2 separate regions of the Homo sapiens genome follow, and region 1 is linked to region 2. Evidence: read pairs that join two places in POLR2A ChIA-PET (ENCODE). Cell type or tissue: GM12878. All regions are shown on one strand. Links, peaks and the distances in the headings refer to the core of each region. The heading gives the core; the rest is flanking DNA.

Region 1 (16,308 bases), core at 2,908-5,407, 210 kb after region 2:
GTTTGTTTATGAAAAAGCCCACCTATTTATACACCTGTACAAATTCTCATTTCAGCAGGTTACAGAAATGCTACTCGTGAGATCTCACTGACTGCAAATTGTTGGAATCTGTGTTCTTCACCTATCTAACCGGTCCAGGATCAGAAATTTTAAATTATATTTGTCACAGATAGGATAATCTGAAATCTTTTTCTTTCTACCTCACTTAAAGTACAAATAAGTTTTCTAGGGAAGGCAAAAAGTGACTCAGGGTCATAAAACCAAATGTCTAGCATGTGGCTTAGGTGCTGGCTCTTTGTGGAAGTTGGGAACAGACCTGCCACTGTGTTGCTTCCTGGTGGGTGGGGTACCTGGGCTCAGACAATGACATACTCATGCACAACTACCTTCTCTTCTCAGGAGCCAGCAGGCACAGGCTCCTTCCCCAAATGGGTACACCACACAGTACAGAACACGTAGCAAATATGAGGCTTCTGTCCCTTGAGCGCTCAGGTTATGTCCCTCTAGGTAACCATTCCTAGTCTCATCCCCTGAAGTTTATTTCCACTCATATGGTTTATCTTTGATGATTTGATGGCAATTTGGAAAATAATAGGCAAAGGCTATACCATAAGGGCTGCATTCCTAGTTGGGCAGTTAGGGCACATTGCTCTCTGCTGCCTTTTTGAAGACAGAGGATATCTTAAAATGTCCTTTATGTCAACGGTAGAAAAGATAACTAGCTATTTTGGGAGGTTCCCCCCATCTGTTACATCTAGATAATTCCTGCCATTATTATCATCTAAGTCAGAGGTCATAATTTTCCCTTATCTGAATAGATCATCACAGAGAAGGGGAATCAATTTCCTCCTTTCTCTTCCTTTTCCAATAGAAACCCAATCTCAGTGGCTTCCAGGAAGCCCAAAGCATCCCACACTGCTGCTACAACTTCTCTACTGCAAAAATATTTCATCTTTCTTTGTCTGCTTCTCTTTCTGTACATAGCTTTACTGAGAAACAGTTCACATATCATGCGATTCACTCATTTAATGGTTTCTGGCATATTCAGACTTGTGCAACCATCATCACAATTTTAGAACAGTTTCATCACCCCAAGAAGAAACCCCATACCCCTTAGCCACCATCTTCCAATTCTCCCCTTTTCCCCACCATTCTGGCCCTAGACAACCATTAATCTACTTTCCAACTCTATTAGATTTGCCTATTTCAGATAAGTCATATAAATAGAATCATACAGTAGGTGGTCTTTTGGGACTGGCTTGTTTCACTTAGCGTATTTTCAGGGTTCACCCATGTTATAGTATGTATCAGTACTTCATTCATTTTATGCCGGAATCATATTCCATTGTAGAAATATATCACATTTTGTTTATCCATTGACAAACATTGGTAGAGTTTTCACCTTTTGGCTATTGTAAATAATGTTGCTGTGAACATTGACGTGAAGTTTTTGTGTGAGTATACCTTTTCACTTCTCTTGATATACCTAAGAGTGGAAGTGCTGGGTCCAATGGTAACTCTGTCTTTAACTTTCAGACTTTTTCAAAGCGGCTGCACCATTTTACATTCCCACTAGCAGTGTATGGGGGATTCTGATTTTTCCACTTCCTCACCAATGCTTGTTATTTTCTAGGTGTTTTTTTGTTTTGTTTTGTTTTGTTTGAGACGGAGTCTGGCTCTGTCACCCAGGCTGGAGTGCAGTGGCATGATCTCAGGTCACTGCACCTCTGCCTCCCAGGTTCAAGCAATTCTCCTGCCTCAGCCTCCCGAGTAGCTGGGATTACAGGCATGCACCACCACACCCAGCTAATTTTTTATATTTTTGGCGGAGACAGGGTTTCACCATGTTGGCCAGGCTGGTCTTGAACTCCTGATCTGAAGTGATCCACTCGCCTCGAACTCCCAAAGTGCTGGAATTACAGGCTGAGCCACTGTGCCCAGCAGCTATTTTCTATTTTTTTTTTTTTTAATAGCCATCTTAGTGGGTGTGAAGTGGTGTCTCATGGTGGTTTCGATTTGCATTTCCTAGGTGACTAATGATGTTGACCATCTTTTCGTGTGTGCCACGATCGGGATATAGTTTGTCCCCACCCAGTCTCATGCTGAAATTTAATCCCCAGTGTGGAGGTGCTGGGGGATGGGGCCTACAGGGAGGTGTCTGGGCCATGAGGGCAGATCTCTCATGAAAGGACTAATACCTTTCCTGGGAAAGCTGGTTGTTCAAAAGAGCCTGATACCTCTCCCCTAGCCCCCCACCTCTTGCTTTCTTTCTCATCAGGTGGCTCCCTTCATCTTCTTCCAGGAGTGGAAGCAGCCTGAGGCCCTCACCAGATACAGACGCCCAATCTCAAAATTTGCAGCCATCAGAATTGTGAGCCAAATAAACCTTTTTCTTTAGAAACTACCCATTGATATGGTTCGGCTATGTCCCCATCCAAATCTCATCTTGAATTCCCACGTGTTGTGGGAGGGACCTGGTGGGAGATGGTTGAATCATGGGGGTGGGTCTTTCCCATGCTGTTCTCATGATAGTAAATGAGTCTCATGAGATCTGATGGTTCTATACGGGGGAGTTTCCCTGCACAAGCTCTCTCTTTGCCTGCTGCCATTCACGTAAGACATGTCTTGCTCCTCTTTGCCTTCCACCATGATTATGAGGCTTCCCCAGCCACTTGGAACTGTAAGTCCATTAAACCTCTTTATTTTGCAGATTGCTCAGTCTTGGGCATGTCTTTATCAGCAGTATAAAAATGGACTAATATACCCAGCCTCAGGTATTCCTTTACAGCAATACAAAATGGACTAAGACAATGTGCTTATTGGCCATCTGTATCTCTTCTTTGAAGAAATGTCTATTCAAGTGTTTGTCCAGTTTTAAAATTAGGTTGTTGAGTTGTAAGAGTTCCTTCTATATTCTAGATACAAGTCCCTTATTAGACACATAATTTGCAAGTATTTTCTCATGCAACCCATATTTGCAAGTATGGGTTGTCTTTTCACTTTCTTGATAGTGTCCTTTGGAGTACAAAAGTTTTTAATTCTGATGAAGCCCAGTTTATTTCTTTTTTCATTTCCTGCTTGTGCTTTCAGCTATTCTTTTCTAATAAAGAAAATGAAGTTCCATTTACTCCCCTTCTTTTTCCTCACAGGCACCAACTATCGTGAATTCCCTTTCTCCTTTTTTAAAAATGGGTTAGTCACACATTATGGTTTAATATTGTGAACCATCTCAAGTATCCTGTAAAAGAATACAAACTGACCCTTGTATAGCACAGGCAAAGGAACGGGATTGGAACCTGAACTCTCATCACTTACCTGCAACAGGTAACAATCAGTGCGATGCCTAGGATGAGCAGGAGCCCACCTCCCGCGGCTGCGATCACCACAGTGATAAGCTGATAGGCTAAACGTAAAACAAACAAAAAAGCATATTGGCTGGAGGTAATGAAGGAATGAGTGAGTTCTCAAGAATGGTCTCCCCTGACTCTACAGTCACCACCCTGCCTTGAGGGGTGCCCTCGCCTACAACTTCCTACTCTCTGGCAAGGGATCCTCAATGGCTATCTCCAAGGCTCTCCATATTGAGAAGAGTTTTTTGTTGTTGTTGTTGTTGTTGTTTTCTGAGACAGAGTCTCACCCTGTCGCCCAGGCTGGAGTGCAGTGGTGCAATCTCAGCTCACTGCAACCTCCGCCTCCTGGGTTCAAGCGATTCTCCTGCCTCGGCCTCCCAAGTAGCTGGGACTACAGGTGCGTGCCACCAGGCCCGGCTAATTTTTTGTATTTTTAGTAGAGACAGGGTTTCACCGTGTTAGCCAGGATGGTCTCAATCTCCTGACCTCTTGATCCACCTGCCTCGGCCTCCCAAAGTTCTGGGATTACAGGCGTGAGCCACCGCGCCCGGCCGAAAAGCTCCCTTTTTTAAGCCACTCCTAGGATGGTGGCTCCTAACTTTTACCTGTGCACCAGCCCCGATGAAATTTTCACCAACCCACGGTAGAAAGAGAAAAATAAATGTGAGTTATGAGTTTTTTAAAAACTTAATTTGTTCCTCTTTGATAACTGTTCTATAATCTAAGATTTTTGTCCTTTCTACTTTTCTCTGTCACTTAAGATGGATGCCTTTTATCATGTGTAAATTATGCCTCAGTAAATCTGATTTTTATTAAAGTAATGGATGGGTCCAGGAGACCGAGGTTGCTGTGAGCCGAGATCAAACCACTGCACTCCAGCCTGGGTGACACAGTGAGACTCTGTCTCAAAAATAAATAAATAAATAAATAAATAAATAAATAAATAAATAAAAAAGTAATGGAGATAACGCAGAATCTTTTCTTGGTCACTTCCCACCCTTTGGTGTTGTTTAATTTTTTGAGTTAATGGTGATAGTAGATATAAAAATTCTTTTTTTTTTTCTTTTTTTTTCCGAGACGGAGTCTTGCTCTTGTTGCCCAGTCTGGAGTGCAATGGTGCGATCCCGGCTCACTGAACCTCCACCTCCTGGGTTCAAGCGATTCTTCTGCCTCAGCCTCCTGAGTAGCTGGGATTACAGACACGTGCCACCATGCCCTGCTAATTTTTTTGTGTTTTTAGTAGAGACGAGGTTTCGCAATGTTGGCCAGACTGATCTCGAACTCCTAACCTCAGGTGGTCCACCAGCCTCGGCCTCCCAAAGTGCTGGGATTACAGGCTTGAGCCACCATGCCTGGCCTAAAAATTCTTGATTCAGTTCTAGATTTTTACTTGATAAAATAAAAAGGAGGCAACCCTAGGTTAGACTCCGCAATTTTATAAGGAACATTACTGATCAGTTAAGTCCAGAGTCTGGGAATCACTGCATCAACCATGCTAGGGACTGAGTAGCTCCTCAATAGATACACATCAAATTTAATTACCAGAAATTAGCAGTGATTTAAGCAAGTACATATCATATGTAGAAAGCAATATTAAAAGCTTTAATTAATTGCTTTTATATCTATGTATTTCTGGTAAAATCATATCTTCAATAAATTTTATTAAATATTCCTATTGATTTTTTGGTTGTGGAAATACAAGAAAATTGTGTTCTCTAGTTGTAGGATCCAGGATGAAACACCAGTAGCCGGATTCTCGATAGTAAATTAAGATTGGAGCCTGTAATCCCAGCACTTTGGGAGGCCGAGGCAGGCAGATCACGAGGTCAGGAGATTGAGACCATCCTGGCTAACACGGTGAAACCCCGTTTCTACTAAACAAGGATGTAAACAAGGATGAGGTACAGGGCTGACACCTTCCTCCCCTCCTCACCAAGCTTCTAGAGCACTAGGTGCTGGTTGAGAATGAAGACAGGCAACAGGTAGACTATGAGCAAATACAAGCCATGCAACAATTTTCCTATCCTTTTATTTAAATAAATAGCACAGAAACCTGGCTATTACGTAAAACCATCAGTATTAGGATACAAAAGCCATCAGTATTAAGATACACAGGAAACAAAGCCAAGCCACAGAATAAACACATTCTCTTCCTTACCTCCCAACACATGTATTTGAAAGTTTCTTTTTTAACAAAAGTGAAGACAGAAAACAAACCTCTTGAATTTATCCACTTTTCTTCATCTCCCCCAACATGGCTCTGAGCTACCATCATCCCTTGTCTGGACAACTGCAGCTGCTTCCCAACGCATCCACCTGTGCCCAGTCTTGTCCACTCACTATTATAGAAAGCAAATCTGATCTTGCCATTTCCCTGCTTTAAAAAACCCTCTGTGGCTCCCTTTTTTCCTAAAGACCAGAGTCTGGCTCCTGCTTATCCTGCCACACCAAGTTAAATTTTCTCACTTCCAACAAAACAAGTAAGCATCCATTTTAGAAGTGACCCTTTCAAGTGGCTGCAGCTGTAGCAGGTTCCTGTTGGAAACAAGCAGTTTTGTCTAAAAAGAGACACAGATGGTGTACACCAGTGCTTCTCAAACTATCTGTGGTCAAGGACCAGTTTTTTTATTTTTTTTTTATTTTTACAGACTCTGGCTCCATTGCCCAGGCTGGAGTGCAATGGTGTGATCTCGGCTCACTGCAACCTCTTCCTCCCAGGTTCAAGCGATTCTCATGCCTCAACCTCCTGAGTAGCTGTGATTACAGGCACGCGCCACCATGCCCAGCTAATTTTTTGGCATTTTTAGTAGAGACGGGGTTTCGCTATGTTGGCCAGGCTGGTCTCAAACTCTTGGCCTCCAGTGATCCGCTCACCTCGGCCTCCCACGGTGCTGGGATTACAGGTGTGAGCCACAGCGCCTGGCCTGAGGACCAGTTTTTGCTTGCTTGTTTGTGCTTCTGGATATCCTTTTTTTTTTTTGAGACAGGTCTCACTATGTTGCCCACACTGGAGTGCAGTGGCAAAATCACAGTTCACTACAGCCTTCAACTCCTGGGCTCAAGCAATCCTTCTGCCTCAGCCTGCCAAGCAGCTGGGACCACGGGCGCAACTAAGTTTTGGTTTTTGTAGGGACAGGGTATCACTATGTTGTCCAGGCTGGTCTTGAACTCCTGGCCCCAAGTGGTCCTCTCACCCTGGCCTCCCAAAGTGCTGGGATTACAGGTGTGAGCCACTGCGCCCAACCTGGATATTCTTTTTAAATAAAGAAAATAAAGTCGCATGTGCTCCTCCCCTCATCTGTCCCCACAGGCACCAACTATCATAAATTTCACTTTTTCCTTTTTTTTTTTTTTAAAGTTTTTTTTTTTAAAGTCACAGTCAACTCGACTGTGGACTGATATATTTGTGAAATATAATAAAACTCTTTTCCAAGGCTCCCATGCTTGGATGTCACAGTTATGTCAAGTTAATATAAACATTTCTAAGTGCTCACTCTCAACTTCTGTGTTATCTTGCCATGGTCCAGTAACAGTTCACACGGCAGACCACAAGTTGTGTAGCACTGGCATAGACGAGGGCTTCTCAAACTCCCGTCTGCGTCTCAGTCACCCACAAGCCTTGTTAAAACCCAGATTCCTGGTCCCTGCTCCAAGAAATTTGGTTCAGTCATACTGGGCAGGGGCTCAGAACCTCACTTCTAGAGGCTTCTACGGGATGGTGCTGCTGCCAGCCAATGGACCAGACCGTGGGTAGCACTGGTTTAGATTACACAGGAGAGGAAAGAGCACTGGGCTGAAAGCCAGGAGACCACCCAGCACTCAAGCAGAGAGAAAGAGCCTGGGAGGAACTCACCAAAATGTTTGCACAAGTTAGCACTGCCTCGGGTAATGGTGGATAATTTGCTTTCTTCTTTGTGCTTTTCTGTATTTCCCAAATTTTATTTACATATTTACATATGCACACACACACACACACCCCTCCCTGAAATCTTGACATTGTGTATATATACACATACATATTTTTTTTTTTTCTTTTTGAGACGGAGTCGCCCAGGCTGGAGTGCAGTGGCACGATCTTGGCTCACTGCAACCTCTGCCTCCCGGGTTCAAGCGATTCTCCTTCCTCAGCCAGCTGAGTAGCTGGGATTATAGGAATGAACCACCATGCTCAGCTAATTTTTGTATTTTTAGAGAGATGGAGTTTCACCATGTTGGCCAGGCTGGTCTCAAACTCCTGACCTCATGATCCGCCTGCCTCGGCCTCCCAAAGTGCTGGGATTACAGGCGTGAGCCACTACGCCCAGTCATATACATATTTTTTAAAGAGTACATTTGAAGTTCTTTGGCAGCCATGTCACTGTAACCTTGTAATATCCCCCAGAGATCTTCTTAAAATCATTCTACAACTGATCTTTTGGGGTTAAGTACTGATTTTAGATTTATGATGACGTAGAAGTGCATGGATTTGAATAAGTGCCAACTGAAGTGTTTCCTAGCTTTAGAGGTGCTCTGAATATTTAGGTGAGACAGAGGCAGTGAATGTCATCTTAGGCTTGTCCTATCCTTTTTAGTGCAAAAAGATTTCTGGAATGAAGAGCTTGGAATTCTTAGTCCTACTTTCTTCTTGGCATTTGTTGACATTTCAGTCTTTCTCAAGCAATGGCTCCATGTTTCCCTTATTCTTCACAGCTTGACATTGCTGTCATCACAGTTAGCATCTTTCATCAAACCAACAGCACATTCTGGGCCTTAGCCTTTCCCCAGAGCCATATTTGTTTATGTTTATATGCTTATTTGGATGGGATCTACTGGACTATCTGCTTAGCCACCCCCCTTCTGAAAACTGTGCACCCCCTTCCATCTGCAGCCGGGGGTGGGCACACTCGGACATGTAACACCATCCCCTGGACACAGCTGGCTGGTCCTGGAACAAACCCACCATCCAAAGTGGATCAATTAGTTACTTCCCAGGAATTTGGGAAAAGAGGGCCATCACTTTCACAATTGCTGAGCTAGAGACCTCCCCACCCCCAACCAAGAGCTGTTTGGTGACCCTATTTCCCATCATGTTGTCTGGGAAGGAGAGCCTGCATACAGATACATGGCAAAGAGTGGAGATGAGCCATGAGGATGCAGTCATGGCAACATGTGCTCTCACAGGAAGCTCCTCGCTACCCCCAGCTGCTGAGCTTCCTTCCTCCACTTCCTTGGTTCCTTCCACTCCTGATGCCAGGATTCTTCCAATAAACTCTCTTTGTCGCTTAGGCTAGCTGGGCTCACTTACTCCAGGAGAACCTTAGCCAACCTTCCTTTAAGATTCTTGAACACATTACAGAATTTTCTAGGTAGCCACATTAGTTTTTATCTTACAATGCATTCAGTTCTCTCCATATTTTTCCTCACTGAGCTCACTTGTGATTTATGGTTAGAATTTTGCCTTTTATTTTTTAATCTTTTTTTTGAGACAGGGTCTTGCTCTGTCACCCAGGCTGCAGTGTAGTGGCATGATTACATCTCACTGTAACCTCACCCCCCAGCTCAAGTGATCCTCTCACCTCAGTTTCCCAAGCAGCTGGGACACTAAGTGCATGCCACCATGCCTGGCTGATTTTTTTTTTTTTTTTAGAGATGAGGTCTCGCTATGTTGCCCAGGTTGGTCTCAAATTTCTGGGCTCAAGCAATCCTCCCGCCTCGGCCTCCTAAAGTGCTGGGATTACAGGTGTGAGCCACCGCACTCAGACAAATTTTGCCTTTAAAATCTTTCCATTCCTCCTCCATCTCTGTTCACAGCATTCTTATTTTCTCCCGCACCTTCTGAAATTCACCTTTTGCAAGTCTACAACCAGGGTGTGAACATACCCGGTGCCCACCACTCTCCACTGTGACAGTGCCCCACATGATTGTCACTTTCTCCTGATGTTTTACACAACTCTATCCCTTCCACCTCACCAAATAGTCCTCGCTAGCAGAAGGGTTGGGTACAGAACAACAGTTCCCTCTCCCCAATCCCTGCCTTACCCCGTTTGAAGTGAAGGGAGGCCAGTCAAGACCGAGTAAAATGACTGCTTTTAGCTGAATGAGACTTCCAGCTGCCTTCTGGGTAATATTAATAGATTCTCCCTCCTTCCTCCTAAGCAGTTTAGTGCTGTCTTCCCAGATGTTTGTTCTGAGTGACTTCCACCAACACACAGCATTTCCATTGGTCTAAGTCTTTTATAACCCAAGGCAACAACTGGGTGAACACAACTGAAAGACACCTTCTACACCTGCCATCAGACCGTGGGTTGGGCTGGGAAGACAGTGTAGAAAGATATTTAAGCGGAATGTCTGGCTTCACGGGAAGAGGGCTGTCAGTGGGGAAGGCAGACTCTCACTCCCTGCTGGCTACACTGGGAGGCTGTGAGGCAGGGGTCTCCTCTGAAGAGGTGCAGACCCTTTGAATGAAAGGATGACCTACAAAAGAGACGTGGCAAATATGAAAGAGGGATGGAAAAAAATGTCTGTGGCCAGAAAAAAGTAATCTAGGAGAATTATGTGAGCTCTATGATCACAAAATGACAATAACCATAAAACAGAAAAATGGGGCCAGGCACGGTGGCTCATGCCTGTAATCCCAGCGCTTTGGGAGGCTGAGGCAGGTGGATCACCTGAGTTCAGGAGTTCGATACCAGCCTGGCCAACATGATGAAAACCTGCCTCTACTAAAAATACAAAAAGTTACCCAGGTGTGGTGGTGGGGCCTGTAATTCCAGCTACTCAGGAGGCTGAGGTAGGAGAATCCCTTGAACCCGGGAGGCAGAGGTTGCAGTGAGCCAAGATCGCACTACTGCACTCCAGCCTGGGCAACAAGAGTGAAACTCCGTCTCAAAAAAAACCAAAAAACAAAAAAACAACCAAAAAACAAAACAAAAACAAACAAAAAACAGAAGAATGGCTTAGATGACAGGAATATTTTAAAAAGAGACTTTTGAAAGGCAGTAAGAGGGGAATGGTTAAGGAAGTTACAGTAGGTCCATAGAGCAGAATTTCACAGGACTATCAAACGTAACATTATAAAATTACGTAAGTGAAAACATTCCACAGTTTACTAGGTTTAAAAGCAGGTTACAGAACAGTATGTTCAGTGAGATCCAATTTCTGTTAAAAAGACATACACATATATATCTCTGGAAAAATATATAATACCAGTGTTTCTCTAACTTTAATATGCATATAAATCTGCATATTAACTAAATTTATGGGCCTGGTGAGAATTCAGATTCGGATTCAGTGGGTCTGGAGTGGGGAGCCCGAAGTTGCTCATTTCCAATAAGCTCCAAGGTGACATGGATCCTGCTGGCCTATGCCCCACACTTAGTAGTAAGGAAACATGGTGAACATAGTGTTTAATGGGTGGTGAGACTGTTTACTCTCCTCTTCCCTTAACTTCTATTTATTTTCTAATTAATTTGGGTTAAAATAGGGGAAATTAATGGGCATGTGCTATATTGTTATTTTTTAAAAAAGGAATTTATTTTAAAAATAGAAAAAAGGCTAAACAACCCAAAGTTGTTTAGCAATTATGAAACTGTGAGGAGGAACCAACGTAAACTTCCAGCAACAGAGGAAATGTGCACGCCCTAAGAAAAGGGTGGAGGCAAGGGGAGTGAGAGACACATCTGATGACACATTCCTAAAAGAATTCTGGGGCCATCTGGCAAATGGGATATTTGCTGTTGAAATTGGTGGAATCTGGGATATAAACAGAGAGATATTTTACGTGTTTAAAAAATTAAAAGGAGAGCTGTGATAAGAAAGGTGCAGGCCTGCGCTGCCCAGGAGTGGGGGCCCTGCTCCAGCAGGGGGTGAAGATTTGAGAGAAAGGTTTGTCCTGCCCTTTCCAGATATTTATTCGTTTATTTTTTGAGACAGTCTTGCTCTGTCGCCCAGGCTGGAGTGCAATAGTGCGATCTCGGCTTACTGTAGCCTCTGCCTCCCAGGTTCAAGCGATTATCCTGCCTCAGCCTCCCGCGTAGCTGGGATTACAGGCATGTGCCACCATGCCCAGCTAATTTTCGTATTTTTAGTAGAGATGAGGTTTCACCAGGTTGGCCAGTCTGGTCTCGAACTCCTGACCTCAAGTGACTCTCCTGCCTCGGCCTCCCAAAGTGCTGGGATTACAGGCGTGAGCCACTGTGCCTTGCCCTTTCCAGTTTCTCTGTAAGGAGCAAGGACTGAAATCTGGGCACAAGTAGAAAGTGCACAGAAACTTTTGAGGGGTGGGACATAGGTTATGCCTAATGCCAAAATCTACTGGAGTTGGATGATGTGTGCTTGGCTGGAAAAAGCCAGCCTCCCCAGCCTCATTGGGCTTGGGTAGAGCATGTGCCCTAAAAAGCCTGCATAGAGAAGAAGCATTTCTTGCCTACGAAAAATCCAGCCTGAGTCACAGCCCCAGGAAGGCCCCTGCTGTCTTGGGTGGCAATAATGGGAGTAATAGCGGTGGGCAGTCAGAGCCCTGCTATTTGGCACAAAACGTTGAGTGATGAGTCACAGACTCCCAATATGCTATCACCATAGAGAGGGATGAATTCCCAACTCCTTAACCAACACCCAGGTCTTGGCCCAGACCTCAGAGAAAGAGGCAGGTGGCAAGTGCTACTTATTATCAGCCACTATAATATTAACTGTCTTGCAACACTGAAACTAATAGAGATATCAAAATGATAAAGTGATATTTACATGCCATCACAGAATAACAAAAGTTACCAAACTAAAGATAGGCGGCCGGTTCTAAAAGGTGGCCAGGAGCAAACCATCCAGACAGGCCTCTGCCCTCTGCTGGACACAGTGACAGTGACTTGGACAAATGGGAAGGAAAAGGAAGTCTGAGGAATCAGAGAGAAATCTTGGCTACTTCCAGAACCCCACAAAAATAATGGAGAGGACTTGACTTTTTCCTAACATAAGAACTTACAGAATAGTCAATGACATAGGGAAACAGCATCCCCAAACATGTATAGTACTTAATAATCTCTGAGAAAAAAATTACCAGTGCCACTTAGAATAATGCCCTGCAGCTCACACCCCTTTCCTGCAGCCCTTTATAGACTCATGTTCCCTAGATGGATCACTCTTCCATTCGCTGAGAAACATGAAGCATTTTCTAATAAAACTTATTTAGGGGTCAGGTGTGGTAGCTCATGCCTGTAATCCTAACACTTTGGGAGACCAACGTGGGAGGATTGCTTGAGCCTGAGAGGTTGAGGCTACAGTGAGCCATGATCAGGCCACTGCACTCCAGCCTGGGCAATAGAGAGAGACCTCATCTCTAAAAATAAAAAATAAAAACTAGGGAGCTGTCTGACCAAAGCAGGTTTAAAGTACTAGCTCATTCTATGAGAGGCCTGTCAGGGATGAGAGGCCCCAAGAGGACTGAGCAGGTCATATCTCTTACCTCCTGCTCCCTGGCTCACCCGAGGGGCACACGTGAACAGGGTGGCCACACCTCCACACCTCTCACCTGTCTCACTGGCTCTCTCTTTCTCTGCCATCAGGTGGGATTGCATTCAGATGAGTTTCTTGCACACGTGATACAGGTCTGCTGCACTTTGAGCCTCCTGCTGCTAAGCCTCTCTGTTTCTTTTTTTCTTTTTTTTTTTTTTTTTGAGACGGAGTCTCGCTGTGTCGCCCGGGCCAGAGTGCAATGGCGCTATCCCGGCTCACTGCAAGCTCCGCCCCCCCAGGTTCACGCCATTCTGCCTCAGCCTCCTGAGTAGCTGGAACTACAGGCGCTCGCCACCATGCCCAGCTAATTTTTTGTATTTTTAGTAGAGACAGGGTTTCACCGTGTTAGCCAGGACGGTCTCAATCTCCTGACCTCGTGATCCGCCCGCCTCGGCCTCCCAAAGTGCTGAGATTACAGGCGTGAGCCACAGCGCCCGGCCAAGCCTCTCTGTTTCTAACAATATCTTAGGATCAGGTCCGCAGGCTTGTGATGTAACCTCTACTCTTAGCCTTGAAGCATCTCTTCTGAAAGACTATATATGTGTACACACACACACACACACACACACACACATATATATATATATATATATATACCATGTAGTTCTAGTATTCCAGCATTTGGGAAACAAGACTCAAATATCTTAAATTTCTGTCTGATTATTCAGCCTCCTTTTTCCACATTGAAACGTTATAGATTTTCTTATCTATTTTTGTGCACAGGCTACTCCATTCTCTGATCAGTTTACGAGCTCTCTGTGACTCTGTTCTGGTTTCAAGTGAGAAATGAGATTCACACGAAAAAGTGAACACACACCACTCTGTAGACCAGGCAGCCCCTTTAAGGCATAGATATCCTCCTAAACACAAAAGCATAAAGACCCTGAGCCCAGCTGAGAAACTGGCTTGCCTAAATACTGATCTTTAGAAAGGACATGTACTGCCATCCAGACTGTTTTACATAAGCCAAATCTCCAAAATACTCAAGCCTACCCTGTTCAGCATTGACACCTAAAAAGAATTTTGACTATTCTTTAATTTATTAAATAAAAAAGCCTAAAATATGATAACTTCCTTGCCTTATTAAACTGAGTGCACCAAACACCATTTAGAGCGTGATGACTGGGGTCCATTGGAGTGAAGGGCCGTGCTCACATGGTTCTATGGCCCCACAGTGTCCTCTGGGACTTCTAAAGAGTACAGGGTTGTTTACTACACCACTCAGGGCTGCAGGTTGCTACTTAAAAAACAAACATCGGCCGGGCACGGTGGCTCACGCCTGGAATCCCAGCACTTTGGGAGGCCGAGGTGGGCGGATTACAAGGTCAAGAGATCGGGACCATCCTGGCCAACATGGTAAAACCCCGTCTCTACTAAAAATACAAAAATTAGCTAGGTGTGGTGGTGCACACCTGTTGTCCCAGCTACTTGGGAGACTGAGGCAAGAAAATCGCTTGAACCCAGGAGGCGGAGGTTGCAGTGAGCCGAGATCGTGCCACTGAACTCCAGCCTGGCGACAGAACAAGACTCCATCTCAAAAACACAGAAAAACAAATATCAATTCTGTGAGTCCCTCCCTCTCTACTCATATGACTATAAATATAATTGCTTTTAGAATTGCCTCCCTAGTCTTTCTCTGAGGCTATCTTCTGTAACCTCTTGCTAGTCTGCAGTCAAGATAAATCAGATGACCAAAGTCATCAGTAATCCTAAATGGATATGTAATTCCAAGTCTCTAGACTCTGACCTGAGAGTAGCACCATGCTGGGTGCACCAAGAGAGTTTTATGTCAGTTTTATATTCAGCATTGAATGTGTTTGATTTTTATTTCATTATTTTTATTTTTTAGTTATGCTCAAAGAAAGTCAATAATGAAACTTGCTAATAGAAAACCTTTACGAACAAAGAAAACACCACTGAAGAAATCAGATGTAAGGTATACCACTGGGGAATAGAAACTGGGGGCTTTTTTACACACATTAAATAAAATCATGTCTACTTTCCTTCTAGTAAACTTATAAAATAGTCCACTGGCACATTTGTCTGTAGGATGAGAGCCAAAGCTGTCCTAAACTAAAATCTTCATTGTTAGTATTTCTATTACATCCTATGATATGCTATATCCCCAAATTTAATTTTGCAGATAATTTCAATTTCTAATGTATGAATATAAGAAAATGTCAGTGCAAGCAATCTTAAATGAATCACAACTGGTTTTCTCCAAGAACTGGATTAGGTGCAAAACACGCCCCGCTCACAGTCCCCACCAACACTCTTGGCTGCTTGGCGTTCCACCCTCTACTTCCACCTGGAGCAGAGAGGACTCCTAAGTGTGTCTCTAGCATGCCTGGTGGGACTATGCTGGAAATATCTAAGCTGCACCCACATTCTCCTCTGTCCAGTCTGTTCTCAATGCAGCCCAAATTGCTTTCCTTGATCAAACTGCTTTCCTGCTCTAAGACTTTTGCCAGCTGCCTGACAGTTATTGATTAGAGTCTACACTCCTCAGCCTGGTGATCCCAACCCCAACAGTTCAGACCTCATATACTTTGCCAATCCAAATCCTCTACTTTCTGCCTTCCGATCTTCCTATCTTCCAGCCACATCCACTTACACACTGTCCCCAGAACACCAAGGGCCCATGGCTGCCTGAAGACCTTTGTCTAAGTTGCTCCCTCTGCCTGGGATGTCCTCCCCCCATACCCGCCAGTCTAAATCTTTCCTACTGTTCCTCTAATTCCACTCCCTCCAAGAAGTACTGTCGAGTGTCCTCTCATTCTTCTGTGGGCACAGTCCCTGCCTCCCCGTCCCACACCCCATGTCTGGTTATCACAGTAACACTCAGCACACAGCAGGGGTATTTAGGAGTGAGTGTTTCTCTCCCTGCCCAGCCCAGACCTTGAGCCCCTGAACAGTACCAGTCAAGTCTTTCTCTTTGTTTTTTTTGTTGTTGTTTTTTGGGTTTTTTTTTTTTTTTAAAACGAAGTGTCGCTCTGTAACCCAGGCTGAAGTGCAGTGGCGTGATCTTGGCTCACTGCAACCTCCGCCTCCCAGGTTCAAGCGATTCTCTCACCTCAGCTTCCCAAGTAGCTAGGATTACAGGCATGTGCCATCACACCCAGCTAATTTTTGTATTTTTACTAGAGACGGGCTTTCACCATGTTGGCCAGAATGGTCTCTAACTCCTGGCCTCAAGTGATCCTCCTGCCTCCATCTTCCAAAGTGCTGGGATTACAGGCGTGAGCCACCACGTCTGGCCTTTCTCTTTGTTTCCCCCATGCCATTGGCATAGAACCTAAGAAGACAGCAGGTGTGAACTGAGGGAAGTGGGAGGAGACTGACACCTGTGCACTAACAACAGGGCCAGGCCCCTGCCCACGCATAATGGTCCACTTTTGTACACTTACGGTTTCCACAGTTGAGACCACCAAGGCCAAATGGGCAACTGCAAGCCAAGAAAGAAAAAAGGGCA
Region 2 (16,308 bases), core at 6,257-8,756:
TGGGCTCTAGGACAGCTCTGTGTTCCCCAGGAAAGCCATCGCCTTCTCTAAGCTTTCACTATCCACCTCTGGAAGGAGGAGTTGGGTCAGAAGGTCTCTGAAGTCCCTTCCAGCTTTAACAGAAACCAAGCCCAGGTTCAGCAGAAACTGACTGCGCTCAGTCCTCTGGGCATTTGCAGTCTGCCTGGGGTGACCAGACTGCAGGTGTGAGTGTTGTAATGGACCATAAGAATCTGAGCTTTCCTGTTGGTCTGTGCTCTCTCTGAGACTGGTCAGACTCTTCCTGAGGCACGCCCAGCGCCTCTGCCCCCATGACCTTCCTGACCTGGGTCTGGAACAGGGATCTGTGCAGCTCACTCTGCACTGGGGCTGTGCAATTCTCTCTCTCCAGAACTGGGCACAGCGTTTCTGGTGTTGATTCTTTTGTTTTTAATGCCAAAGACATTAGTGAGCCTCTATTGCTAACATACCGCTGAACTCAACCACGCCTCTGAGCTTGAAGTCTCCTCTGCTTCCCATTTCCCACGTGCTTACCATTTCATAGCGGGCCCTGGATCGCTCGCTCTGAAACTTTGCAAACTCCCTCCGGTCGTGGATGGTGACAAGCAGCTTCCAGATAGCCAGGAGTGCAAGCCCAACAAGGAGGATGCTACCGACCACAGCCAGGAGGATGGTCATGGCGTTGGGGGTGTTTCCACACTCTGGGGGGACCAGAAGCATGGTAAGCAAAGCCACTAGCATCACCATGCCCCTCTCACGCAACTGCAGGCATTTCTGAGATGAAAGTTGCACCCCTTCCAAAGGCCTTCTCCTCGGCTCTCCCTTAGATCCTCAGGAGGGTTTCCCCAATGTACAAAAAATGAAAGATTCAAAAGGGACAGTGACTGTTCTAAAGTCACACAGCAAGTGTGGCAAAGTCTAGATGAGGGCCCTGGGGCAGGGCTGCCTTTCCCCTCATGGGCAGCACCCACATCCCGCCTGGCCCAGTCTCCATTGCAGGATGCTGGACCCGCTCAGCTTTCGTGTACATGGTTTCAGGAGCAGACTGGGCAGGCAGGAGGTACCATGAAGCCACATGAAGCCACTTCCACAAGGTCTGGGCTGGGGGCCAACATTTGTAAGCCTTTAGCGTGGTGTCCCTTGGAGTAAATGTGCTTGTTTTCAAAGAACCTCAGACACAGCATTGGAAACAAAGCCTCATTCTTACAGGCGTGCATCCTAGGCTGGTACCACACTTCTCTCTGCCTCTGGCCTCAGGAAGGCACATTATGTGGTTGGGCTCAATTTGGAAAAATAGTTTGCAGTGCTGTCGATTGAAGAGAGCAAATCTTTTTCTGCTCCACCCCTGCCTCCCTACCCCCAAGAAGAATGTAAGGGGTGATATCAGATATTCCAGTTACTCCAAGGCAAAGGCTATTGGTCCCTGGGTCCAAGCAGAGGCAGAATGTTGGTATTTGGATTAAAGCTTGACCTCTTCAGTGGTGCTGGGAGCTGAGCATGGGAGCAGCAGGAATGTTGAACCCAGTGCTCCGTTGTCCTTGGAATCCATGCTGGGAAGCAGCAGTGGCCCCGCCCAGGCTGTGTGTGGAGCTGGATGCTCCCTGACTTGAGTGATACCCTGCCCAGCCCTGGTGGTCTAGATGCCCTGCACCCTCCCTGCAGAACACAGCAGCTCCTTGCTGCCTTTGGCTGTGCAGGGTAGGTATGTTCTGTGGTTACTTTCACGTCTGTGCTCCTCCAAGATGAGACCCTCCCCAGGGACAGGGCCCTATCCTTCTATAACTCCCATTGCCCTGACTCACGCTCCCACTAGCGCTTGCCCCAAGAATGGGCCCCCAGCTGCACATTCATCTTTCTTCTAAACTCTAGGAGTGGAGCAGCAGTGACCTCAGATCTGGTCTTCATGAGAAATTGTACTGGTTAGGTGCAGTGGCTCAAACCTGTAATCCTAGCACTTTGTGAGGCCAAGACAGGTGGATTGTTTGAGCCCAGGAGTTCGAGACCAGCCTGGGCAACATGGTGAAAACCTGTCTCTACCAAAAACATACAAAAATTAGCCCGGTGTGGTGGTGCATGCCTGTAGTGCCAGCTGCTCGGGAGGCTGAAGCGGGAGGATCACCTGAACCCGAGGAGGTCAAGGCTGCAGTGAGCTGTGATGGCACCACTGCACTCTAGCCTGGATGACACAGTGACAGCCTGTGTCAAAAAAAAAAAAAAAAAGAAAAAGAAGAAATTGTATCCCTCCTCTCCCTGCAGTTTCAAAAGGCCGATGAGGACAGAAAGGGCAGTGGTCCCAGAGCAGAGAATGGCATCAGAAATCAGAACTGAGGGCTGGCTGAGTGGGCCGAGCCCTTGCAGCCCTCACCTACCTGGCTCCCTGAGGACGGTCAGGTTGGACTTCCCACTGGGGAGCTCCACATAGGTGAACATCATGACGCAGTCCTTGGCGGTTTTGTAGAAACATAGCACAGCCTCCTGGTCATCTTTCACTGGAAGAAAACCAAGCGGGAATGGCCTGAGTCTCTCTGAGCAGCCCACAGCCACTGATGGTCGGGGCAGGGAGCCGAGTGCCTTGAAAAAGGAAAGGGCATGGGGGGTGTGGGCAGAAAATCTTAAGGGGAGGCTGGGCCTTTGAAGATGAGTTCAGTTTTCTCACACCAAGAATGCAGGCCCAGGGCTGAATTTAGATGGCTTTGGGGACACGTGGAACACATTAGAGGATCTCCAAGCCTCTGAAGTGTTAGTCGGGGGTGATGTGAAATAACAGAAGGTTTTAATGGTTTCGGGGTGGGGACGGGTGAAGGGATTGGCCACGGAAATTAAAGGGATAAAGAAAGAAAGAAAAACCATCCCAGCCCCCTTTGAGGCTTGAGTGGGGCTTCATATTTGAGAAACAGCCCAGGCCACTTGGGGCTGAGAGCTGGCCACAGAGGCCAAGAGGCAGCAACTCCTTCCTGGGATGCAAAATCAAAAAGAACCACAGGGCAGTGAGGACACTGGGTGAGAGGCTGGTGCCCACCGTGGTGGCCATGCCTGGAGATAAAGTGAGACAGTGTGGAACTCAGGCTGTCCCCAGCCTGGCCCTGAACGTGGCCCGGCCTCCCTCCTCCATATTAAGAAGCCCCTTCCTCAAGCTGCCTCAGCAACTCCCTGCCCCCTTGCTGCCATTCCCCAAGGTGGGGGTGTCACAGTCCCCTGTCCAGGCATTACCTACATTCCAAGGCTTCCCTGGGAGAGGGTTAGCGGGCTGTTTTTTGGAGAGAAAGGAACTAGGGGAAGTGCAAAGTGAGGCAAGGGGTGAGGAAATGCAGTGGCAATGGCAATGGGTCCTGGGGAGGAACAGAAGGTGAACACTAGGGCGGTAAATGCTTTCCAGCTCTTGCCTTTTTAACCTTTTCAACCTTGCTGCTAGACGGAGCTGTAACCTGGAAGCAGATGAATTAGTGTGGTTATCAGACACGAAAGCCTGGACTTTCTGTCTCAGCTCCCTTCTGGGCTGGGTGAGTATGAGTGAGCATGTGAGTGTGTGTATGAAAAAAGCTTGGAAGAAAGAAGAAAAAGGGTAAATGATGGATTGGAACATAAGCTTTCTCTGCTGCTCTCTCAGAGGACTGGGTTGGGAAGCAGCTGTGCATGAACGGCTGTCACTGCTATAAACCAAGCGAACCAGTCCTTGGGCCACAGGAAGGCATTGTTTCCTTCTCTGACCATGTGTGCCTAGTTAGGGGCAACCAGCCCAGGTCTGCTGGCAGAACCTGAGGTCGGCCAGGCCCTGAGCTGCAAGATAGAAGCAGGGGCAGGAAGACAGGCATGTGAGGAACCAGACTGTGGTCCACTCCCCACAGTCTCCTAAGGAGATAGACAGCACCTGGCACACAGTAGGCGCTCAACGAATATGTGCTGGATGCATATATAGCTCAAATATTAAGAAGGAGCTGGGCATGGTGGCTCACACCTGTAATGGCAGCACTTTAGGAGGCTGAGGCAGGTGGACTGCTTGACCCCAGGAGTTTGAGACCAGCCTGGGCAACATGGTGAAACTCCGTCTCTACAAAAACAAAAATTTGCCAGGCATGGTGGCACATGCCTGTGGTCCCAGCTACTTGGGAGGCTGAGGAAAGAGGTTTGCCTGAGCCCAGGAGGTCGAGACTTCCAGTGAGCTATGATGGTGCCACTGCACTCCAGCCTGGGTGACAGAGACCCTGTCTCGAGACAAAAAACCCTCAGAAGCCGTGACTGTAGTCAGTCAAAATAGGCAGGTGGGAACAAGGAAGTCTACAAAAGATGTACGTTAGGACCAAGACAGACAGGCAGCTGGGGGCCAGGAGTTTGCAGAAGCCAGAGGTGAAGATAGAGGGGAAGCCTGCCAGTGAGGGGAGCCTGAGACACAGATTCCCTTTCAAGGTGCATAATTTCCCCCTCACCATTTAAACCATTTTAAAGTGTACAATCAGTCGTTTTACTCAACTCACAATGTTGTGTAACCATTCCCACTAATTCTGAATATTTCCATCACCACAGAAAGAAATCCACACCTGTTAGTAGTCAATGCCAATTTTCCCTTCTCCCTAGCATCAGGACACCACTAATGTACTTTCTGTCTCCATGGCTTTCTCTGTGTTGGACATTTCATATGAACAGAACCATATAATACATGGCTTCTTTTGCTCCGCACTGTGGTCAGGCCTCACCGTGCCGTAGCGTGTTTCAGTGCTTCACACCTCTTAGTGGCTCAATAGTGTCCACTGTATAGATGGACCACACTTTGTTTTCTTTTCTATTTATCCGTTGATGGACATGTGGTTCATTTCCACCTTTGGCTATAGCGAATAATGCTGCTGTGAACATTTTTGTACGTATTTTTACATGGACATATGGACCTAATCCTCTAGGCTGTATACCTGGGAGTGGAATTGGCACATTGTATGGTGATTCTACGTTTGACTTTTTAGGAAACTGCCAAGCTGCTTTCCAAAGTCCGTACCATTCTACATTCCCATCAGCTGTGGATGATGGTTCCAGCACCGGGTCCTCATGGGGAGCCCACAGTTATGCCCAGGAAGCCTGGGCAGTGCCTCCTGACTCAAGGCTAAAACTACCCTCCTCCCCAGGAAGGAGAAAAACCGTGACTGCCCGGGTGGTGGCAGCACACTCACCGATGGTGTCCACCCATGTGATCACCTCATCCCTGCATAGGCTGTGGCAGGTCTGGTTGTCAGGTTTCCCAGAGTGGAGCAGCAGGCACTCGACGCAATCTCTTTGGAAAAGAGGAGATAAAGGTGGGTGTCAGATAATGTAGAACAGTCCCACACCTGTCCCTGAGCTCCTGACAGTGCAGGACCTGGGAAGGCTTTCACTTCTTTCCAGCTGCAGATGTTCAGCCTCAGGGAATGTTTCTGCTCTGCCTTTCTTCTTGTTATGGGAGGAAGCCCAAGGGTTCTTGGAGGAGCCTGTGTGAGTTTAGTGGCATGTCTTGTCTACATGTCAGGTTGCAGACCTTTCAAATTCTGACACCAGGAGACAAATCCATCTGCACTCTGGTCCATCTAATGCCTGGTGAGGAGTCTGCTCCAAGCCAGAGGTTTCTGGGTGATAAAACAGTATTCCTGGCCTCCCAGAGCTCCTCACACTCCCATGGTCAGAGCTCAATGCCCCAACATTGTCCTAGTTCCCCACATCACGCCCTGGTCATCACCCAGGGCGGGGATCTCAACCCTCCTGCACGTTCAACTCTCCAGGGAGCTTTCAAGAGAAACTCCCAGTACCTGGGCCCAACCACACCTCCGGGGACTGGGCTTCCTGGGCAATTCTGATGCATGTCGAGGGCTGAGATCCACTGTCCCGGAGAATCTCGGGCTCCAGCCCCCTTCTCCCTCTCAGATAGAGCCCATCTGCCAGGTCCCCCGTGGCCTGCTGCCCACTTACCCACGAATCAGTCTACACTAGGCTCTGGCACAGGCTCTAGGGTGATGGCTCCTCCCAGGGAACCCTTGTTCTTTAACAGGGGCCTCCTCTAGAAAATGGATGAGCAGCCAAAAAGTGACACCTTGAGCCTCTCTCCTCCCACCTCAGGCTAACAGCAGGTGGTGGCTCAGATAGTGGGTGAAAATGCTTAACTACAACGTTCAATTAAATGGTCATTATTATACTTTATATCATCAAAACCAAGTTGCACACATTCTTTGTCTGTCTTCGGAGACATCTGGGAGAACAGGATTCCTGAGGTCACAGGGTGGGGAGCTAAGCTCTGGCTGCCGGGCTGTAAAGCTGATGTTCAAGGGGAGAGGTCCCAGGCTCCTCTGGTGGCTGGGGGATGGGGCTATAAGATGGTGAGCTCGAAGCTCCAGGGAGGAGTGGGCTGGGGCATGTTGCTCTCAGGGACTTTGTGATGCAGTGCTGCCTGGTGGCCTTCGAGGAGGGTGAGACACCAGGAGAGGCCCCTAGGAAACCGGGTCAGGACTCAAGAGCCAGGTGTGCCAGGGAGGCCATCAGAGTGCAGGGGGTGACCTCAGCTACACGAGGGACAGCCGCTGTGCCCCCACAGGCCTGTGGGGACCAAAGGGGCTGGGTGTCCAGAAAGCTCTCTGGCAAAAATACAGAGGGATGTGCAACTGCAATGTAGAGCCTTTATCATCATCTGTTTCTTAACTCCTCGGGATTAAGAGGCCAGCTACTAAAACATTTCCAGTGCAGAAACTGCGAAGTGGAGGAGCAGAACTGGACGGGAGCTCTGAGACCATTTCACTAAGTCCCCTTTATTTTACGGAGGAGAACTTGAGGTTCTGCAGCCAGGTGCCCCACCTCTCAGACTAGGCTTCCTAAGAGGTTCTAACATGCTTAGGAGCTCAACCATCCCTGAAATGGCTACAAAATCCCACTCTCCTGGGACTGACTTTATGGAAATATTCTGAAGTTAGAAACAAGATGGTAACTCTCCCCACAGTCACAGCCCCGGAAGGCGGGCAGCTGAGACCTGGCTGGGGGCCAGGAAGGGGTGGTTCCAGCTTCAGTCATTCATGCTGACCCAGCTGCCCCCGATCCCCCACCCTCCCCCTGCACCAGCCTCCCAGATTAGCACAGGGCTAAGAGGGCTGCTTTCTCTCCCGGCCAGGATTCTCTGTCCCTGCCATCTGATTCTCTGTTGTTAAACCATAGCTCCAGGCTGCTTCCAGGAAACACTCCCTAAGTATCCATGTGGACATATCAGTCTAACTCATATGCCCCATGTACTGGTTGAAACTTGTAATATATTGTAGTCATGTACTAAAATAAGTCTGCCTTTTAAAAAAATTAAGTTGTTTAGAGACACTTTGCTCTTGAGAGCCTGTTAACTGAAATCAGCTGGGTGTTGAGTGTGAACTCACCCAAAGTGAAAAGTGTGGTTAGTTAGATCCAGAAAACGAAGACTGGCTGCCCTGAAACCCCCAGAAAAAAAAGGATGTAGGACATTCAAAACCTGGTGCCTCCTAACAAGCAGCAAGTAGAAAAAACAGACTCTGATGTAAGTCACCATCAAAAGGACTTCGTTTAAAAAGAAAAAAAAGTTCCACCTAGGCTGTGAAAGAGACAGAGGGTCAGTGTGGCCCAGAGACAAATAAGAAGGAATAGTGGGCTGGGTGTAATGGCTCACACCTGTAATCCCAACACTTTGGGAGGCTGAGGTGGGAGAATTGCTTGAGTTCAGACGTTTGAGACCAGCCTGGTCAACATAGCAAGACCCTGTCTCTACAAAAAAATAAAAATTAGCCAGGTGTGGTGGTACAAGCCAATAGTCCTAGCTACCTGGGAGGCTGAGGCAGGAGGATCACTTGAGCCCAGGAGTTCAAGGCTGCAGTGAGCTGTGATGGTGCCATTGCACTCCAGCCTGGGTGGCGGGAGTGAGACCCTGTCTCAAAAAAAAAAAAAAAAAAAGGAATCGTGATATTCCCTTGTGGCATCTCTTTGCTCTCCTTGCTCCCTTCATATTGTGTAATGAATAATAAATTATTAAGTCTATGTCTTCTAAGAAATAAATGCTTTAAACATTTAAAGCTAGAGCTGTTTTCCCCTGGGCCTTTGACTTAAAGCCAATCCTCCATTGCCTGCTGCTCCATAGGAAGGCAAGACTCATTTGATGAGCTCCATGTGTATTGTCCTAGCTTGACCCCAACTCCCCATTTACCTAGTGTGCCCCAAGGACTAGAAGCATAGGCTCAAAAAGGTTCTGCTGCTGGGAGCTGGAGGTTGGGGGCACCTCCCTCGGATACAAAACGTGGATAATGGCTGACTCTGTGCTGGGATGGCCACAGCTATCTGGGCTCCAGATCCAGGATCCTAACCTTCCCCGGGCTGTTTCTACTTGGATCTGTTTTTTCTCTGCTCTTAGCAGGTCTAAAGTGAATCTGTTTTTCTTCTTCCTTACTCTCCCCCATCTCCTCCAATTAAACACATTAAAACCCAGCCCTGTCTATCTTGTCTCTCCATCTGCAGCCAGCTTTCAATTACCCACGCCTGGGTTATTTATGGCAAATGTCCAACCAGGGGTTCTGCCACCCAGAACGTTTCCGAGCACAGACTGACCAGCAGCCGCTGCAGGCGCAGGGAGCATGAACTCATTTCATTATCAGCCCGAGCCAGACATTTGGAAGGGAAATCTGCCAAGAGAAAATCACAGATGCGTTCCTCAGCCAAAGAGAAGCGACGTTTGTATTATGATTTGTTTCTGATCCTCTGTGTCCCTTCCTCCTTAGCATGGGTAATGATGACACAGCTGTTTCTCCAGCAAACTCCAAGAGCAAATGTCACTCCTGCTTTCCAGGGGCATCATTCTGTAATTCCCTCTCATTTGCACTCTGGTGGAGCATGCGGGGCTGAGCAGGAGGAGGTCAGCACGGCTATGGGAGGCCATGGCCGAGTCAGCGAAGGCTGGGGCCCAGGTCTAGACAATCTCTGCATTCAGCAGCAGCACAGAGCCCGTGTTCTATTATCTGTATAAATGGAGCAGAAAATTCAAAAGCCATTTGCAGTGGTTTCTGGCATGCCTTATCTAGGTCGGGTGCCTTTCTCTCCAATTTACTTTTTTTTTTTTTTTTTTTTGAGACGGAGTCTCACTTTGTTGCCCAGGCTGGGGTGCAGTGGTGCGATCTTGCAATCTCCGCCTCCCAGGTTCAAGCCATTCTCCTGCCTCAGCCTCCGGAGCAGCTGAGATTACAGGCACGTGCCACCACACCCCGCTAATTTTTGTATTTTTAGTAGAGACGGGTGTTTCACCATGTTGGCCAGGCTGGTCTCAAACTCCTGACCTCAAGTGATCCACCCGTCTTGGCCTCCCAAAGAGCTGGGATTACAGGTGTGAGCCACCATGCCCGGCCTCTTTCCAATTTACCTTCTGATGATGTTTGTCAGCATTTCCCATAAGGGTTCTGTGAAACACTGTTTGGGAGATATCAGTGTGGGGGATTTAATTCATTTGAAAAAAGATGCACACTGTATTCTCCTGTGAAAGCACACAATAGTACACTCAAGGCTCTGAGAAGGTGCTATTTTTGGTACCAACACCAATTTAATTTCATTTAACTCTGTGATTTCGTGATTTCTAAACGTGTTTAGGAACAGAGTAGCAGTTTTGTATTTCTTGTTCTGTTTTTGTTTTCTTACAAAACCCTTATGGAACCAGCATTTGAAAGCCACAGTTTCAGTTACGGTTGGTAAGAATGCGGCTCCCCAGCGAGGCTTGCTGGGTGGGAGATGCAGGAGGTGAGGAGTGGAGGCTAGCCGGCCCTGAGGGCTGCCTGGCTGGACCACAGGCCTGGCCTGGGTGAGAAGTAAGGTGGGGCTGTCAGTGGAACCAGTACCTCTTGGTGCTGCATGCATCCGGGCAGGTGGGGCACTTCTCACACATCTCCCCAAAGGCCCCCGGCTCCGTGCATTGGCACTGCCCACAGAGACAGTGCCCACGCTCGCTGCAGATCTGGCCATCTCTGCCCCGGCATGTGCTGATGTCTGTCGAGCAGTTACAGTTGTCCCCGATGTAACCTGCATGGCACTTGCATTCCCCGCAGTGACACTCGCCATGGCCTAAAAGGATACATGTGGCACATCAGCACCTGCTCACCTTTACACATGAGCACATAACCATCTGGTGCCCCACATGCCAGGACTGGGATTCAGCAGAGAATGGAACACCAACTCTGCCCTCAGAGCCTGTTTGGGGAGATAGACAGAGGGCCTAGAGCCAGCATGAAGGGACAGCAGGGGACCCTGGCAGCGGGTGTGGCTGGGTTGGGTCTAGACTGGTGCTCCAAGTTGGTCCAGAACTTGGCCAAGTTGGGCCACAGGGCCAGGACCCAGGGAAGCTTCCTCCTGCTTCAGTTGTGTGAATAATGGCCCCCAAATATGTTCCCACTCCAATCCCCAGAGTATCACTGTTACTTTCTACAGCAAAAGAGCTTTCACAGATGAGATTAAGTTAAGGATTTTGAGATGAGGGATTCTCCTGGATTGTCTCTGTGGGCCCTAAATGTAATCACCAAGGTTCTTCTGAGAGGGAGCAAGGGAGACTGGACTACAGAGGAAGGTGGCAGTGGGACAACAGAAGCCAGGATGCTGGCTGCTGCTCTGAAGATGGGGAGGATGCCAAGAGCCAAGGAATGCGAGGAATGCAGCTCTGGAGGCTGGAAAGGCCAGGAAGCCGATGCTCCCTGGGAGCCTCAGAGGGAATGCAGCCCTGCCGACACCTCCATGTTAGCCCAGTGAAAATGATTTCAGGCTTCTGACCTCCAGAGCTGTAAGAAAATAAATCCGTGTTGCTTTATGTCACTAAATCTGCGGTCATCTGTTACAGCCATAGCAGAAAACACGGTTGTTCTCCCTGAGTCCTAGTTAGAAGCTGAATTCCTGCCCAGGGACCCGAAACCCAGAAATGGATGATTTAGGAGCAGATGCTGAGAACAGCAGCAGCAGCAGCAGCAGCTAACACTCACCAGTGCTTCCTATATGAGCACCTTACACGTAGAAATGGGATGAATCCGCACAGTGACTTATGGGGCAGGCATTATTGTCCTTGTTATATAAGGGGTGAAACCAAGACCCAGAAAGGTGAAGCAATGGTTGATGGTCACACAGCTAGTGGCAGCAGAGCCAGGACTCAAACCCAGAGAGTCTGGCTCCAGAGTCCATGATCTCAGTGCCAAAGTCTACTGCCTCCTATGAGCACAGGCAGCCAGGACTAGAACCTGCAGGGGGATGCCCTGGCCCTTCCTTGCAGGGGGTCCTCTCCATCGCCTGCAAGGGTGGAGAGGCGGGGGCTGCCCCCACTCAGCAGGTGTGAGGGGCAGGAATATCACTCGGCTCAGAGGAATGTGTGTGCTTGTGAGAAAGCGAGTGTGAGTGTGTATGAGTGTGTGAGTGCAAGTGTGTGTGAGGAAGTATTTAAGTGTATGTTTGTGAGTGGGTGCAAGTGTGCATGAGTGTGTACAAGTGTGAGTGTATGTGTGTTGGAGTGCAAGTGTGAGGGAGGATGTGTGTGAGTGCGAGCATCTGTGTGTGTTGGAGTGTGTGTGTGAGGGTGTGTTGGAGTGTGAGTGTTTGTTCTGGAGTGTGAGCGTGCTGGACTGTGAAAAGACTAGATAGCACCGTCTTCCAAGGGGACCAAGGGCCTGACAGTGGAGTCTCCATTTTCTACACAATCAGAGGCAGAACGCAGTGCTACAATTGGTATTTTTTAAAAAATCAACTTTGTATTATTTTTTTCCCTAATGCCATTATGTGAAGGCTGATATTAATACAACCAAGAGTTTCATTTGCTGAGCACCACTCATCAACTAGTGGGTGACTGGAGAGGCAGGGTGGGGAGACCTTTCATTTTACTTCCACATCTGAGTCAGTTACCTGGCTTGTTAACTGGATCCCAGCACCTTCCCTGGACGACCAATGTGTGTGACCCACAATATAATATAGGTCAGAACTCAACTCCAGAAAGCCTCTTCACCCGCCACTTAACTTCCTGCCCCTGCTTCCCCTGGCTCCGTCCACTCTCTGGTGCCCAGAACCTGTAGGCGGCAGGGGGACCATCTGGACAGCCAAGCCTCCCAACCCTCCTGTGCTCAGACAGCCTCTCTGCTTACCCAGGGGTCTCAGAGCCACAGCAAATGTGTGCTGAGCAGGTGCCCTCCCATGTCACAGGCAGCGCTGAAGCAGATGGCAAGCCCTCCAGGAGAGGGAAGGAAAGCCAGACTCGGGCCCGGAGTCCGCTGTGGAATGCAGTCTTAACTGTGTAGATGCGGGCGTGTGAGGGGTAAGCCACTGGAAAGGGCAGTGTCTCGCAGCTCAAGGGTTCCATAGCAGAGGCTGGGGCAATGGGCAGCATGAGCTCATCCCTGGAAGGGAGAGGGCGGTCCTGCCCCTCCTCTCCACCAGTCTGGGACCAGCACCACTTTTGAGCCTTGGCAGCAGGAACTCCCCACGGGGAGCCTTCACAGGTGAAATGGATCCAATCCACACAACTCCCTCACCCTCTGGCCTCAGGGAGCACACTGGTCAAGAGCCTGGTTTCAATTAAAATGGCTCACTGTGAGGGGATTATTCCCCACCCCCCCAACATTTTGTTAGGAAAACTTCCAAACCTGCAGCAAAGTTGAAAGGATTGTGCAGTGCACATACATATCCTCCCCACCCAGATCCTACCTTCACATGTGACATGCTGCTTGACTGCTTATCTATCCACCTGTCTGCCCTTCCATCAACCCGTATTTTTAAAGATGCATTACAAAGTGAGTTGCAGACACTGATGCACTCCAAGGGTAGACTTAATACGGCTCTGGCACTCTCTGATGGCTTGTCCATCACACGATCCCCACAACACAAACATATAAAAAGTAAAAGGCATGCTCAGCGCTAAGCAACAAAGATGGCACAGAGGCCAGGCGGGTGTTGTTTTCTTTCCTACTCTAATTGTTGCTGGCTGCACCATAAAATTATCCAAATACAATGTGGCACAATATGCCGAAGTGTCAAAGGTTTGGAGGTAGCCTATTCTTTTGCTGAAGGGCCTGGGCTTGGGGTGAGGCATGTGTGTTAAGGGAACGGGCCTTCCTTGTGAAAAGGCCTGTTCGCTGCAGAGGGGAGCCAGGCAAGGTGCCTGCTGCTCTTCATTTCCCCTGGGATGGCTGGGGGGCAGGGAAGCCTAGCTGCTTTAAGTATGTCTGATACCTTGCAGGCCCGAGAGTTCCACAGCCTAGCCCAAGGTCAGGGCGGTTGAGTGTGCCCCTGACCTAGGGTATAAGAAGAGGAGTCAGGAGTCAAGGGTAGGAGAGGGTGAGAGCTGGTGGCTCACCAGAGGTCACCACCGTTCCTTGGAGAGGGACAAGACCCAAGGCCAGAGCTGCTGGCCATTCCTAAAAGCTTCCTACCACCCTTGAGCCCAGCCAGAAGCTGCCAGGAAAGCAGTGGTGTGTGGAGCCCAGCCCGTTTCTGGGGGTGAGCCAGTGGGAGCCACGGAGGGGCTGTGGGACATCAGAAAACCTTCATCTGCATGGCTTTTTGGCCTCCAATATTTGATGACTTCAAAGCAAAGCCCTAGCCAGCCAAACCAGAAAATAAGCCCCAGGCTTCACACTTGATGAAATCACTGAAGCCACCAGAATGCTTGTCCTTTGTGACTCTGATAATAGTCCCAGTTGAGTTTACCTTGGGTAGTTCCCTGCCTTTCAGAGACAGCCTAAAGCAGTGACAGCAGACGCTGCACATCTCCTTCTCCACACTTGTGGCAGGCATCGCTGTCTCCTCATAGGAGTCTTCTCCAAGGGGCCTGGGCTTGCCCTCAGAATCCTCAATGCAGTCCTCCAAGTAGGTTCTACCAAGTGGTGGGAGCTGGCACACAAGTCACAACTACTGGGCCACCTTGGTTGAAACCAAGACTTCCAAGACTCCTTCAGAAAGCGTGACCCACACAGACAGTCAAAAGCTACATAGGCCTGGTCACATTTTATCCCAATCCAAATGTCTCAGCTCCTGCAGTTGAGCCTCAACCTGCCTTTCCCTCAGCCTGCGTGCTCAGAGATTGCCTGCATCTTCTGGTCAGCCCCAGACCCTCCTACTGCCCTAGGAGGAACACATGTCATCAAAAGGACCAGCGTCATTTGGCCCTGTCCCAAGGATCAATAACCTATCAATCACCATCATGGGGATTGGGAACAACATCCTGGCGGACAGTGCTCAGAGGACCTAAGTCAGGACTCTTCATCAAAACAAAGCTAACATCTAATGCTACCTTGGCAAAGTGAGTTGAATTTAATAGTGCCTGCGGAAAAAATATTTTCATTACACATAGATAGGGATACTGAAGGACATGTGAAATCCCTGTGCAAGCTGTGAACTGCTACACATGCAAGTTGTTATTATTAGTACCTTTGTTACAATGATTGATAGCCAAATGGACAGGAAGTTGTAAATGTGTCTATTTATACAGATTTTCAGCTGTATAGAATTCAACAGCTTTCCATCAGCAAAAGTGCTTGTGTGGGCTATGGGCCAAGACACAGCCTCTTGCCTCCTCTTATAAAATTGAATCCTGGCTATTCAGAGGAAGGGGCAGGCTGGGAGGCAGAAGGGGAGCCAGTGGCCCTGTCAGCCCAGGAAGACGTGAGAGGAAGCCCCAGCATCGACGCTCTGTGGAGGTCAAGGCAGGCAAATCCTAAAGCAGCTACCAGGCTGCACCACAAAGCAGTGAGGACAGAATCCAGCCTGCAGGGTGTAAGGAGGTGGTGACAGTGAGCGTAGGGGACTCCCACAGGTAACCTAGTTGTGTGGGGACAGGCGGAGATGGGGGACAAGGAGGATGGGGGATTTTGCAGATGGGATACATTTGAGCATTCTTCAGATTAAAGAGAACCATTCAGAAGAAAGTCGTGCAGGATGGGGAAATGAAGGAATCAAGGGAATGGCAAACTCTGAAGAGATCACAGTAGAGATGGAGTGGGAGGAAGGAGAGGCTGGGCTGAGGGCGAGGGTGTGGCCATGGGGAGATGCTGAAGCCTTAAGTTCCAACAGCAGAGGAGTTCAGGGAAACAGGGTGACCAGCTGTGTGACAAGCTGAGGGTGTGGGCTGGAGCTCAGTTCAGATCCCTGGGTCACCTTGGGCAGGTCCCTAAACTTCTCTGATGATCCGTTTCCTCCTGTGTTGATGAGGATAATGCCTCCCTTGCAGGAATGCTGTCAGAAACATCAGTGCTCTTCCAAGTGATCTCTGACACATGGGGCATCAGGACACGGGAGCTGGCATTGCCGTGGGTGCCACTGGAGTTGACACTCTAGGAACTCGGAGACCCACGTGTAGTACAGCTTGTCCACAGGGAAAGGCAAGGCACCCAGAACAGCAGAACTCGGGGCAGAGGGCGAGAGTGTGAGGCAGGATCAGGTCTTTGGGGAATGTAGGGGGTAACCAGGAGGTATGTGACAGGAAAAGTGGAGGGATGAGACAATCTCAAAAGAGGGAGCAAAGGGGATGGAAGGCAATGAGCCAAAGGCAGTACTGGGGGGCGAGAAACGTGTGACCTGGGTGTGGGAGGCCTCCCACCACCAGCCTCCCCAACCTCCCCCTACCCTGTGGTCTCAGGCACCAACAGACCCAGGAGAAGGAGCAGGTGGGAAGTTGTGCATAAGGCTGAGGATGAAGAGGAGCCTGTTCACCATGAAACATGGGCAGTGGAGAACAGAGCTGGGCTATGAAGAACCACCTGGAAAAGGGGGCAGTGGAGTGCGGTGGTTAACACAGGGATTCTGGAATCAGGCTGCCCGGGCTGGCCTCCTGAATCTGCTATTTACCAGCAGTGGCTGCCGTTTCACCCCTTTGTATATTTAAATGGGGCCAGTAAAAATGCCTTGCGGGTAGGGTTGTTGTGTGAGTTAGCTCGCTTAACCTCTATAAACCACTTAGAATAGTGTTGGCTCATTAAACATCACTGCCTTATCATGGCGGGGTGTGGGGGGAGCTTGGCACAGGTCTTTTTGGAGGATGTTCAGGGGTACCCTTTTTGTCAGCTTAAATCACAGACTTCCACAGTTAAAGGGCCTCATGAGGTGACCGAGGCCATGCCCAGTCGGAAGCAAGAACAGCCAGGACTGACAACACCCAGAGCCTGAGGGAGCTGCTCGGCCAGTCTGAGCCTTGGCGGGGAGGCTCACACCACAGAGGCCCCCTTCTGCCCTGCGTGGGGAGCTCCCTGAGGCATGCCAGAGCAGGGCACAGTGGCCCTCAGCGAGGCCTCTGAGGCAGGGCACGGGGACCCTCAGGGAGGCCTCTGAGGCAGGGCACAGGGACCATGGGGACCC

What was found. ChIA-PET counts read pairs that join two places held together with the same protein. Peaks named below come from ENCODE experiments on the same cell type or tissue, not always from the same donor. Only the 100,000 strongest peaks of a DNase experiment are listed, where the experiment ranks them.
Region 1: POLR2A ChIA-PET joins it to region 2 with 7 read pairs; 3 of 35 experiments call an interaction of 5 or more read pairs at or near these places.

The regions. Positions count from the first base shown.
Region 1 is chr3:124,974,544-124,990,851 of GRCh38, forward strand. HEG1 (heart development protein with EGF like domains 1) reads right to left here. Exons shown (of 17, transcript NM_020733.2): 14 at 16,244-16,281; 15 at 3,316-3,403. Among named protein-coding and RNA genes, the nearest start is that of MUC13, 48 kb to the left of the region's middle. In GM12878, for the core only: no CTCF peak of the experiment used is centred there; no DNase peak of the experiment used is centred there.
Region 2 is chr3:124,763,857-124,780,164 of GRCh38, forward strand. It overlaps ITGB5 (integrin subunit beta 5), which reads right to left. Exons shown (of 15, transcript NM_002213.5): 11 at 9,834-10,056; 12 at 5,157-5,257; 13 at 2,370-2,489; 14 at 535-701. Among named protein-coding and RNA genes, the nearest start is that of MIR544B, 40 kb to the left of the region's middle. RefSeq lists a silencer at 5,092-5,141 and enhancers at 7,221-7,300, 8,241-8,956, 8,957-9,671, 10,388-11,102, 11,103-11,818 and 1 more. In GM12878, for the core only: no CTCF peak of the experiment used is centred there; a DNase peak (open chromatin) is centred at 7,395; H3K27ac peaks cover 316 bases.